2 separate regions of the Homo sapiens genome follow, and region 1 is linked to region 2. Evidence: read pairs that join two places in POLR2A ChIA-PET (ENCODE). Cell type or tissue: OCI-LY7. All regions are shown on one strand. Each heading gives the region's core, and the rest is flanking DNA. Links, peaks and the distances in the headings are about the cores only.

Evidence for each region. ChIA-PET counts read pairs that join two places held together with the same protein. Peaks named below come from ENCODE experiments on the same cell type or tissue, not always from the same donor. Only the 100,000 strongest peaks of a DNase experiment are listed, where the experiment ranks them.
Region 1: POLR2A ChIA-PET joins it to region 2 with 10 read pairs; 5 of 35 experiments call an interaction of 5 or more read pairs at or near these places.

Annotation. Positions count from the first base shown.
Region 1 is chr9:71,619,739-71,625,126 of GRCh38, forward strand. No RefSeq gene overlaps it. Among named protein-coding and RNA genes, the nearest start is that of CEMIP2, 150 kb to the right of the region's middle. In OCI-LY7, for the core only: no CTCF peak of the experiment used is centred there; no DNase peak of the experiment used is centred there.
Region 2 is chr9:71,772,099-71,777,486 of GRCh38, forward strand. No RefSeq gene overlaps it. Among named protein-coding and RNA genes, the nearest start is that of CEMIP2, 6.3 kb to the left of the region's middle. In OCI-LY7, for the core only: no CTCF peak of the experiment used is centred there; a DNase peak (open chromatin) is centred at 3,123.

The DNA.
Region 1 (5,388 bases), core at 239-5,238, 150 kb before region 2:
GATTGAATAATCCTAATGCTAATCTCTGGGAGTCTGGGACACCATTGTCATCTACTCGCCTTAGTGGGAGCTTATGTGGATCAGATGATAAGCTCATTTTTTATTGAATCATATCACAGTTTCTTTAAATTCACTTTGTGGTCATTTCCATGATCCTTGAGTTTACAACTGAAATAAATACATCTGGAAACTGATCTAAACTGCACTCCAACTGACTTCCTTACCCATTGAGTAAAGACTTTCAAGGCCAGGAATGGCGATTCACACCTGTAGTACCAGCACTTTGGGAGACAGAGTTGGGAGGATCCCTTAGGTCAGGAATTCGAGATCAGGCTGGGAAACATAACAAGACAGCATCTTTACTAAAAATAAAATAAATAAATAAATAAATAAATAAATAAATAATTAGCCAGGCATGGTGGCATGGCCCTGTAGTCCAAGCTACTCAGGAGGCTGAGGCAGGAGGATCACTTGAGCTCAGGAGGTTGAGGCTGCAGTGAGCATGATTGAGCCACTACATCCTATCCTGAGTGATCCAGCAAGACTCTGTCTCAAAAAATAATGTTTAAAAATACTTTCAACTTAATAAACTTAAAAATGTCACATCTATAAGAGAATTGGTAAGCAAGATGGCAATACCATTATGTCTCCATTTAGCTTGCCTGTTTAACTCTTGTAGAAAACAGCTGTTTCCCGGTGAATAACAGATTGTAAACTTAATCTGATGTTAATTCCAATTGCTGCTGCTTTTTCCATTTTAGACTATTTACTGGAATAGTCACACAGCACTTAGCATATAATAAATATGCAGTCTGGGAAACGCTTTTTCTCTTTTCCATTATGAAATTCCAGAAGCTGTTTTCTCCTAGTAGGGTTGGCAGATTCCCTATATCCTTTTGCCACAGGGCTCTATCTAATCTATGGTTTTTTGCCACAATTTACTCTGCAGAGACATGACTATTTCACTACTCCATAAGACATCATGCCAGTCCACTACTTGAATGAAATGATGGTGACAGGACCTTGTAAATGGAAAGGAGCAGGTACTTTAGGTATCGTGATAAGACACATGCATGCTGGAGTGTAGGAGATGAATTCCATGGATATTCAGAAGTTTCTGAAAATCTCACACACATACTTCTTCCTTGGCACTCTGTCATCAATCCAAGTTCATGACTATCCAGACCAATCATTAGCCACTCAGTGAAGTTTCTGGCAGGCTTGATGCTTTGGGACAATTGGTGGGTTAACATACACTACATGTTGGCTTGTTGCTTCCAATCACTCACTGAGTAGTTTGTAAGGCTGCCAGCTTTGAATAGGGGCCCAGAAGCATGAAAAGGCTCCCAGTTCTCTAGCTGCAGGGCAAACAATTCTGCCAATTGGCCTTTATAATCCAGCAAATTCAATGATGGTTAAGGTATCTGTCACAAATCAGATGTTATTTGATCATTGTGACAAGACTGGACAGGAGGATCACAGCAAAAGTCCCTTGGAATTTAAAAAATAACCATTACCTCTTTAGCAAAACACGGCTCTAAAAAATAGTTTCCAACTTGCTCCTAAGCCCTGAAAAGATGGACAAAGGGACACAAAGTGACCATGAGATCTGAGATGCACGTGATAAACTGGGATTGAGCCACCAACCCATAAACTGCTGCCCAGAAGCACCTCATAACCAGTGAAGTTTTATATTTAATACCAGGCTCAAGTAAGTCGTGAAAGCACAAATAGTTTGCATGAGCATGTACTGTTAGATACATACTCCTGGTAGGTCTACTTCTGCTGTACTGCCACATGTATGACCTGATGGGAAGTTACCTTTCAGAAGTTGATTAAAGAAGGGGAAAAATATTTGGCTTACAGATGGTCTTGTTCAATATCTTGGCACAGGCCATAAACAGACTACTGCCTAATGACAGCAAGAGACATGACAGCCTTAAGCAGGAGCGACCTTAATCGGGAGTGACCATAAAGGACAGCAGGAGAAATGGTGGCAGACTCAGATCTACAATTACTCCCAGAAGGGAGTGGCTAATGGTTGGTCTGGATAGTCATGGACTTGGATTTATGACAAAGTGCCAGGGATGAAATATGTGTGTGAGATTTTCAGAATTAATCAAGTATTAATATGTTTGTATACAAATGCTCATCCAATGTCCCCACTTCAGAGAGTTTATCAATAATCATGTTGAGAAGATGACTTTCTCTGTTTATGTCAATTGGTATCTTTATCCAGTTGCTTAAGGATTTCTCAATAGACTCATTTATTAAGTAATGATACTGGCAGGACTGAAAAAATGCACTGGCAGAATGGCACCAAAGCTTATCTAGCTAATACCACTGATGATTGCCCAAACTTCCAATCACAAAAACCACTGCTAGGGAATAGACATTTATCCTGGATATGAATTGCCTTTCCTGCCAGCTTATGCCAACATCCCCATCCTTGGACTCTCCATTAAAGTAGACCATAAAATATTGCTTCTGACCAATGACCTCATTTTTGTAGCAAAGAAACTAAAGCCAGTGTTACAAAAGACACTGATCTTAATGATGTTCTCCATCACTCAAAAGCAGTTGACTCTGTTGAATACTGGAATTGCCTACCAAAAACTCATAACCACAGCTAGGAGTTTGGATTGCTACTGTTTTGTTTTTTTTTTGAATGTCACTAGACAATTAAACTTTTATTGAAGCACAAATTGTGGTACAGAAATGCATTTCAACAGATTTAATGCCAACACCAGTGAAAGGAGAAATTACGGCATCAAAACTTTCCTACGTCTATCATACCATGATTTAGATTATGATTCAATCTACATTTCTGTTTTCTAGGCTTTGTCCCACACAAATCTGTGCAGTTTTTCAATATTACAATTCTTAATTCTATTAGGAAAAAAAACAGATCTCAAGTCAACAAATCTATTGGGATATTGTTTATGAGCAAAGTCCACCTTGAGCATTGGTCTTCAAAACAGAGCACCTCAAAATATTAGGCGCTGTGCTCATTACAGAAGCAAACTGAGCACACAGACTGAAAAGTTCCTCAATGAAACTTTCAATCAACAACATGCTTCAAATAAAAGTCAAACAGCATTCCAACCACTTGATTTCAAACCAAGTAGATTTTAGGTTTAGAAACACTTTAAAAAGGTATTTCATTTATAAGTACGGAAGGAACAAAAACATCACCACATCAATCCAGAAATTATCAAAATATTTAGAAGAAATACAAAATTTAGTCAACTTTGCTATTTTCTCAGTTCCTTAAAATCCCAGAATATCTGCAAATATAGCTAAAAGATACCAACTCTTGAAAGCCTATATTTCTAGTCATTTCCCGTTGAGTATTTTGGAATTTTATGTTATGTTTTACTTAGTTACTTATGTATTCTGCTCCATGATGTTTATCTGAATAATTTGGACAATTCTCATTCGGGACCATCATTCATTTCATCCTATGAATGCCATGGTGAGGGAAACACCTGGATTGCTATTCTATAGTTAGTTCTAAACAATATATGCATGCTGTGTCTCCATAGCCAAAATATATGGGTCCATGACTGGACTAGTTTGCTAGCGCTGTCATAAGTTCCACAGACTGAGTGGCTTAAACAATAGAAATCTATTTTCTCATAGTGTGGAGCTAGAAGTCCAAGATGGAGGTGTTGGCAGGGTTGGTTTCTTCTGAGGGCCATGAGGGAAGGAACTGTTTCAGGCGTCTCTCTTTGGTTTATAGAGTGACTTCCTTCTGTACCTGTCTGTGTCCAAATTTCCTCCTCTAACAAAGAGAGAATTAGATTAGGGCCCACCTTAATGACTTTATTTTAACCTGATTATCTCTGTAAAGGTCCTATTTCTAAATATAGTCACATTCTAGGGTTTTGGGGGTTAGGACTTCAACATACGAATGTGGAGAGGACCACAATCTAGCCCATAACAAAGATCAAGGGAGTGAAATTTGGAATAGCATTTCTCAATGTTACTACTCATAAACTCTTGACAAAATTTATGTTTTCCATTATTTGGGGCTCTGCTTGTTTAGAGGTCTTAGCATCTAAGGGAAGGACAACTTTAGCTGATGAAATAATAGTTTTATTGATCTAGAAGGTAAGAATGCCACCTGGCATTTTGAGCTCCTCAGTCTCCTAAATGTTTCCTGTAAAGGGCTGGGTAATACTTCATTGGTTAAGGTGACTGATCATAATAGAGGAAAGGAGCCCTGAGCTCCACAGTGTAAGCAGAAAAGCATATATCTGTATGCCAGTGATTGCTCTGGATCCTCTCCTAGTACTGTTCAAAGGCAATAGTCAAGGAGCAACCTCAGCAGCTGTACAAGGGCAGGACCTCTGAAGTCACATCCATGGGAATAAAACTATGAGCTATCTCACCAGGGTCTTATACCCTAACTGGGGGTAAAGGGAGCACGGAATGAGGGGTGAGGACAGTGTAGAAATGATTAGTATAATATATACTCATATTTCTTCCTTGCTCAAAGATATTAACTCATCTTTTGTTAATTCCTTGTTCTCTATTATTTCACATATGGTGTGATAATGATGAAACAATCTAATTGTGGTATAGTAAAACAGAATTATGATCAACTAGAAAAGGAGTCAATGAGGCTGGGCACGGTGGCTCACGCCTGTAATCCCAGCACTTTGGGAGGCTGAGGCAGGTGGATCATGAGGTCAGGCATTCGAGACCAGCCTGGCCAGCATAGTGAAACCCCTGTCTCCACTAAAAATACAAAAAATTAGCCGGGTGTGGTGGCAGGCGCCTGTAATCTCAGTTACTCGGGAGGCTGAGGGGGGAGAATCACGTGAACCCGGGAGGCAGAGGTTGCAGTGAGCGGAGATTGCACCACCACACTCCAGCCCAGACGACAGTGTGAGACTCCATCAAAGAAAGAAAGAGAGAGAGACAGACAGAGAGAGAGAGAGAGAAAAAAAGAAAGAAAGAAAGAAAGAAAGAAAGAAAGAAAGAAAGAAAGAAAGAAAGAAAGAAAGAAAGAGAGAGAGAAAGAGAGAAAGAGAGAAAAGGAGTCAATGAACTTTTTCTGTAAAGGACCCAACAGTGAACATTTTAATTTTAGGCTTTTTTAGGCTTTGTGTGTCATAAGGAAACTGCAGCAATTACTCAGATCTGCCACTGGGGTACAAAAGCAGCCAAAGACAACATGTAAACAAATAAACAATTTCAATATACATTTATTTTTCAAAAATGAGCAGTAGGCTGGATTTGGCCTAAAAGCTGTAATTTGCCAACTGCTAAACTAGAGGATAAAGGTACATCCGGATGTTTGCGGTGATTGGTGAGATTTTGATTCTCCCCTTTAGAAAGAAGGTGAAGGATAGTTGTTTTCATTTTTTCGAGAAAATGGGG
Region 2 (5,388 bases), core at 136-5,135:
GGGAAGCAGGCTCTGAGACACTGACAAGATGTTTCACCTGTGGGGGACAGGCAGGAAGCAGCATGGGCAAAGGGAGTAGCTGGGGTGTACCCAATGGCCTTCATTGATCCCACTGGGGGATCTGAGAGATGGCCCATTGGAATTATTGAGCCTAAATGACTGGACCATTAGATACCCTCCTGAATCAGTCATTGGATGTCGTTCATCCTGGGACGTGACATGACCTTGGTCAAGGCGACCCTGCAGCTGAGGCAGTCTCCAAAAGGGCCAGTTGCTGACAGCACCCAGAGCTCGGCAGCAAGTCCTTCTTTGCAAGCAAATCTGGGCAGTGCATCTCCATGTCACTCACTGATATGGTGTGGATCTGTGTCCCCACCCAAATTTCATGCTGAATTGTAATCCCCAGCATTGGAGGTGAGGTCTGATGGGAGGTGACTGGATCATGAGGGCAGATTACTCATGAATGGTTTAGTACCATCCTCTTGGTACTGTCCATGGGATAGTGAGTGAGTTCTTGAGAGTTCTGATCGTTTAAATGTGTGTGGCACCTCCTCCCTCGCTATCTTGCTCCTGCTCTGGCCATGTAACGTGCCTGCTCCCACTTTGCCCCCACCCTCCCTCCCCTGCATGATTTTAAGTTTCCTGAGGCCTCCTTAGAAGCTGAGCAGATGCCAGAATCATGCTTTCTGTACAGCCTGCAGAATCGAGGTCAATTAAACCTCTTTTGTCAATGCAAGAACAGACTAACACACCCACTTACATGTATGTGACATCCTCACCATTGTGCTATTTCTTCCAAATAAGGAGAGAACGCCCCACAGTGAGTGGGATGCCCACATTTTGCATTTTTTTCCTGGTTGTAACTGTGCATTCACACAGGGTAATACACTGGCTAAGACCTGAGACTCTTTAGTCAGATCACGTGCTGTAGCTCACTAGCACAACCAGATGCTCAGCCTCTCTGAGGCGCCTCCATTTTTCATTTTAAAAGGGAATAATAGTAGTACCTAGACCATGCAGTTATTATAAGAATTAAGTATGGCAATGCTGTAAGGGGCTTCACTGCACTTCTCATTAATGCTCAGCACATTCTGTTATTGGTGCCTCCTGTCATCTCTCCTTTACCCTCCATGATTGGCTAAATTGTAAATCTGGGGGGACAAGGGGAGATAGCGTGTCACTATGTTGCCCAGGGTGGGCTCAAACTCTTCAGTTCAAGTGATACTCCCGCCTCAGCCTCCTAAGTAGCAAGGATAAATTGGAATGTTATATTAGGTTACACTTGCGAAGACTTTGAGGTGGAGATAGGAAATGGAGTGCTCTTGGGGTCCAGGTCATAGGTGAAGGCCATGAGATAAATACAATAAGCACTACCTAAAGGAAGCTGGAACTTTCTTTTTAATGATGAGAAACAGCAGCCACACTCCAGACAAATGCCAGGCCTCTCCTTCCTGTACCCTGATGGCCCTAACCCCTCACCACACATGTCGTTGCATCTCCGAAGGACTATATTAAATGTCTGTGGATGCTTAAACAACACGAGGGTTAAGGGCACTGACCCCCACATCTATCCATGGAAGCTGGCTGGGTATGGGAGGGTCAATGTCCCTAACGTGTATATATGTATATATATTTATATATACATGCACACACACATACACACACACACACATTCACCTTCTCTGTGAAACATTCCAAGGCCAGTCATCATGGCCTCCCCTTGGCTCCGATGGCTCCATACGCACACCTGCCGCAACCCTGACCACACCGCATTGCAGTTATTTAGCGGGTTTTATTCACAGCCCTTCCCATCCTGCCTACTTCCCTACAGCTGGTAGACTGGGCACCTGAAGATTTAGAGATTGAAGATACAGCCTTATTCAACTTCAAATCCTCAGGGCCTAGCACAGTGTTTGATGAGTGATACTGCCCCCTGAGTGGGCAACAAAGGAGTCAGCAGAGGCTTTAGGAGAGAGGAGGGGACCAAACACCGTGATATGGAAAGAGTCTGTGCACCTCTGTGTTCTGCAGCTCCAGGTTTCTGCTTGTTTTGCACTCTCCTGCTCCAAACTAAGACAGAACCTCACTTCACCATCACCCACTCTTCCCCTTTCTGTTTTCCCCCAGGCTGTTAGAAATTAATTCCTTCAAACTGTGCTTTATTCTATAAGGGTCTGAATAGATAGCGTTTTGTATTGTCTTGTTTTGTTTTGTTTTTGAGACAGGGTCTTGCTCTGTCACCCAGGCTGGAGTGCAGTGGCACAATCACAGCTCACTGCAGCTTCAGTCTCCCAGGCTCAAGTGATCCTCCCACCTCAGCCTCCCTAGTAGCTGGGACTACAGCTTGATCCTCCTACCGCAGCCTCCCGAGTAGCTGGGGCTACAAGTGTGCACCACCACACCTGGCTAATTTTATTTATTTATTTTTTTTTGAGACGGAGTTTCGCTCTTGTTGCCCAGGCTGGAGTTCAATGGCATGCTCTCAGCTCACTGCAACCTCTGCCTCCTGGGTTCAAGTGATTCTCATGCCTCAGCCTCCCGAGTAGCTGGGATTACAGGTGCCTGCCACCATGCCCAGCTAATTTTTTGTATTTTTAGTAGAGACGGGGTTTCACCATGTTAGCCAGGCTGGTTTCAAACTCCTAACCTCAGGTGATCCACCACCTCAGCCTCCCAAAGTGCTGGGATTACAGCCATGAGCCACCACACCCAGCCAATGTTTGTATTTTTTGTAGAGACGGGTTTTCACCGTGTTGCCCAGGCTGGTCTCCAATGCCTGATCTCAAGCGATCCACCTGCCTCGGCCTCTCAAAGGATTAGGGTTACAGGGGTGAGCCACCACACCCTGCCTAGGTCATCTTTAAATCATGTTTTTCTGTTCATATTTGCTCCTTTTGCACTCAGTGTACATGTGTAGACTGATGTGCAGGTGACTAATGCCTCACTAGTAAGGTGTTGATACACTGTTTGCCATCCACACCTTAATTAAAAGTCTTAGAAAAATTTTCCTCCCATTGACCCCTTGCAATAACATTACAGAATGTTAGTGTGACCTTTCTTTGCTGTGGTAACAGCTGCGTGTCTACAAAACCATCTGTGCTTTCTTTATTTCCTTCCGTCCAACCAGCCTCATTCTCACACTTCATAGGCTCGCAATGAAGGCTGCATGTTTCCTGTCAAACTCTCTGGACACTTGCTTTAAATTATGATGTAAGCAATTCTGTTCCAGTATAGCCAAATTTCTGATGCAGTCTTGTCAGAGAAGGGAAAAACATTTAATTATTTTATTTTAAATTCTATTAAATCGGTGGGAATTAAATTTTTCTTTTTCTCATTCAAAAACATAACTTTCACTTTCTGGAAAAAAGTGATATCCCATCCTGATTCCCATCTAACATCTTCAAAATTGGCATAAATTTCACTGTTGCATAGTAAGTTATATAAACTTGGTATTTTTTTTGGGGGGGGGGCTCTGTAGCCATCTTTATGTAAGTGGTTGTGCTTTGCTGCTGGCACCCAGACCCAAAAACATTCCCCTAATTCTCATGTCACAATTGAGGACACTGTCTCTGAAAAGAGAAATGAGTTGCCTGAAGTCACTTAGCTAGAATGAAGTTGCTTCTGTAATTTATTGTGGATTAAGATTTCCTGTGTTGAGGCCAGGTGCGGTGGCTCATGCCTATAATCCCAGCACTTTGGGATGCCAAGGCCGGTGGATCACCTGAGGTCAGTAGTTCGAGATCAGCCTGGCCAGCATGGTAAAACCCCGTCTCTACTAAAAATACAAAAATTAGCTGGGCATGGTGGCACACGCCTGTAACCCAGCTACTCAGGAGGCTGAGGCAGGAGAATCACTTGAACCTGGGGGGCGGAGGTTGCAGTGAGCCAAAATCAAGCCGTTGCACTTCAGCCTGGGCAACAAGAGTGAAACTCTGTCTCCAAAAAAAAAAAAAAGAAAAAAGATTTTCTGGGTCAAATTTGGTGGTGTGTGCCTGTAGTCCCACATACTCAGGAGGGTGATGTGGGAGAACTGCTTGAGCCCAGAGGTCAAGGCTTCAGTGTGCCGTGATGGTGCCACTGCCCTCCAGCCTGGGTGACAGAGCAAGACTGTCTAAAAAAAAGAAAAAAAAAAGATTTGCTCATAGCATGTCTACAATATATGCAGTATTACCACTAATATCTTATAAATTTGCTGGATGAGGATTACATGATCTGTGTAAACTGAAGAAATACACACAAGAAATGTAGTGTATTTTCATTATATTCACATATGGATATGTACCAGAAGAGTTGATATAGTGAATTTGCATAAGAATTGAGAAACCTGGTTATGAATATAGACTTTAATTTGAAATAATACCAACATCCTGAAATCATGCATTATCTCCAAGGTTTTATCTCTTCCTTCCTGTTCCTTCCAGGCAACCAGCAAAGAAGTATTAACCTGTTCTGCCTAGAAAGACAGGATCCTGTGTAATCTTCAAAGGCACATAATCAGAAAGGAAAAGCAAGATTAGGAGTACCTTACATGCATAAATACATAGCTGTCAAAATTCCCCCAAAGTATATTATATCAAAGCTTTCTAAATTTTCCATAGTTATTATTACAAACTTACTAAAGTACAAGAAAAAATAAATAAATCCCTGCGAAGCCTCTGGGCCACCTGGATGACAAAGGAGCTCTTTAGGAAACTTGAGCTCACCATGGATTTGAAAATACACAATTAACAACATGTCAAAAGTTATCATCAATCCAGCTCAATTACACAAATCTTTTTTTGGACAATTTCTACACTTCTCTCTAAAGAAATGAACATGAGCTGGGCACAGTGGCTCACACCTGTAATCCCAGCACTTTGGGAGGCCAACACAGAAGGATCACTTGAGGCCAGGAGTTGAAGACCAGCCTGGGCAATAAAGCGAGAATCTGACTCTAAAAAATTAGCTAGGTTTGGTGGTGCACACCTGTAGTATAGCTACTTGAGAGGCTGAGCCCAGGAATTCAAAGTTGCAGTGAGCTGTGATAGCACCATGGCACTCCAGCCTGAGCAACAAAGCAAGACCCCATGTCTAAAATTTTTAAAAAGTAAGGGATGAACATGAGACTATTTTGAAAGATAAACAGGATTACTGGATTATGACATATATGATAGATATGTTGATTAATTTGATTGTGGTAATCATTTCAAAATGTATCATATATCAAATCATCACATTGTATCCTTGAATACACAACTTTTGTCAATTATACTTTTGTCAATTATTTTCCAGCTCAATAAAGCTGGAAAAAAATTACTTGAAATAATGTAAACAAACTAACAGAAATCATCAACTACTTTTTGTTTTCAAGAATACAATGGAAAAATGCCATTCATGACAAAAGTAGAA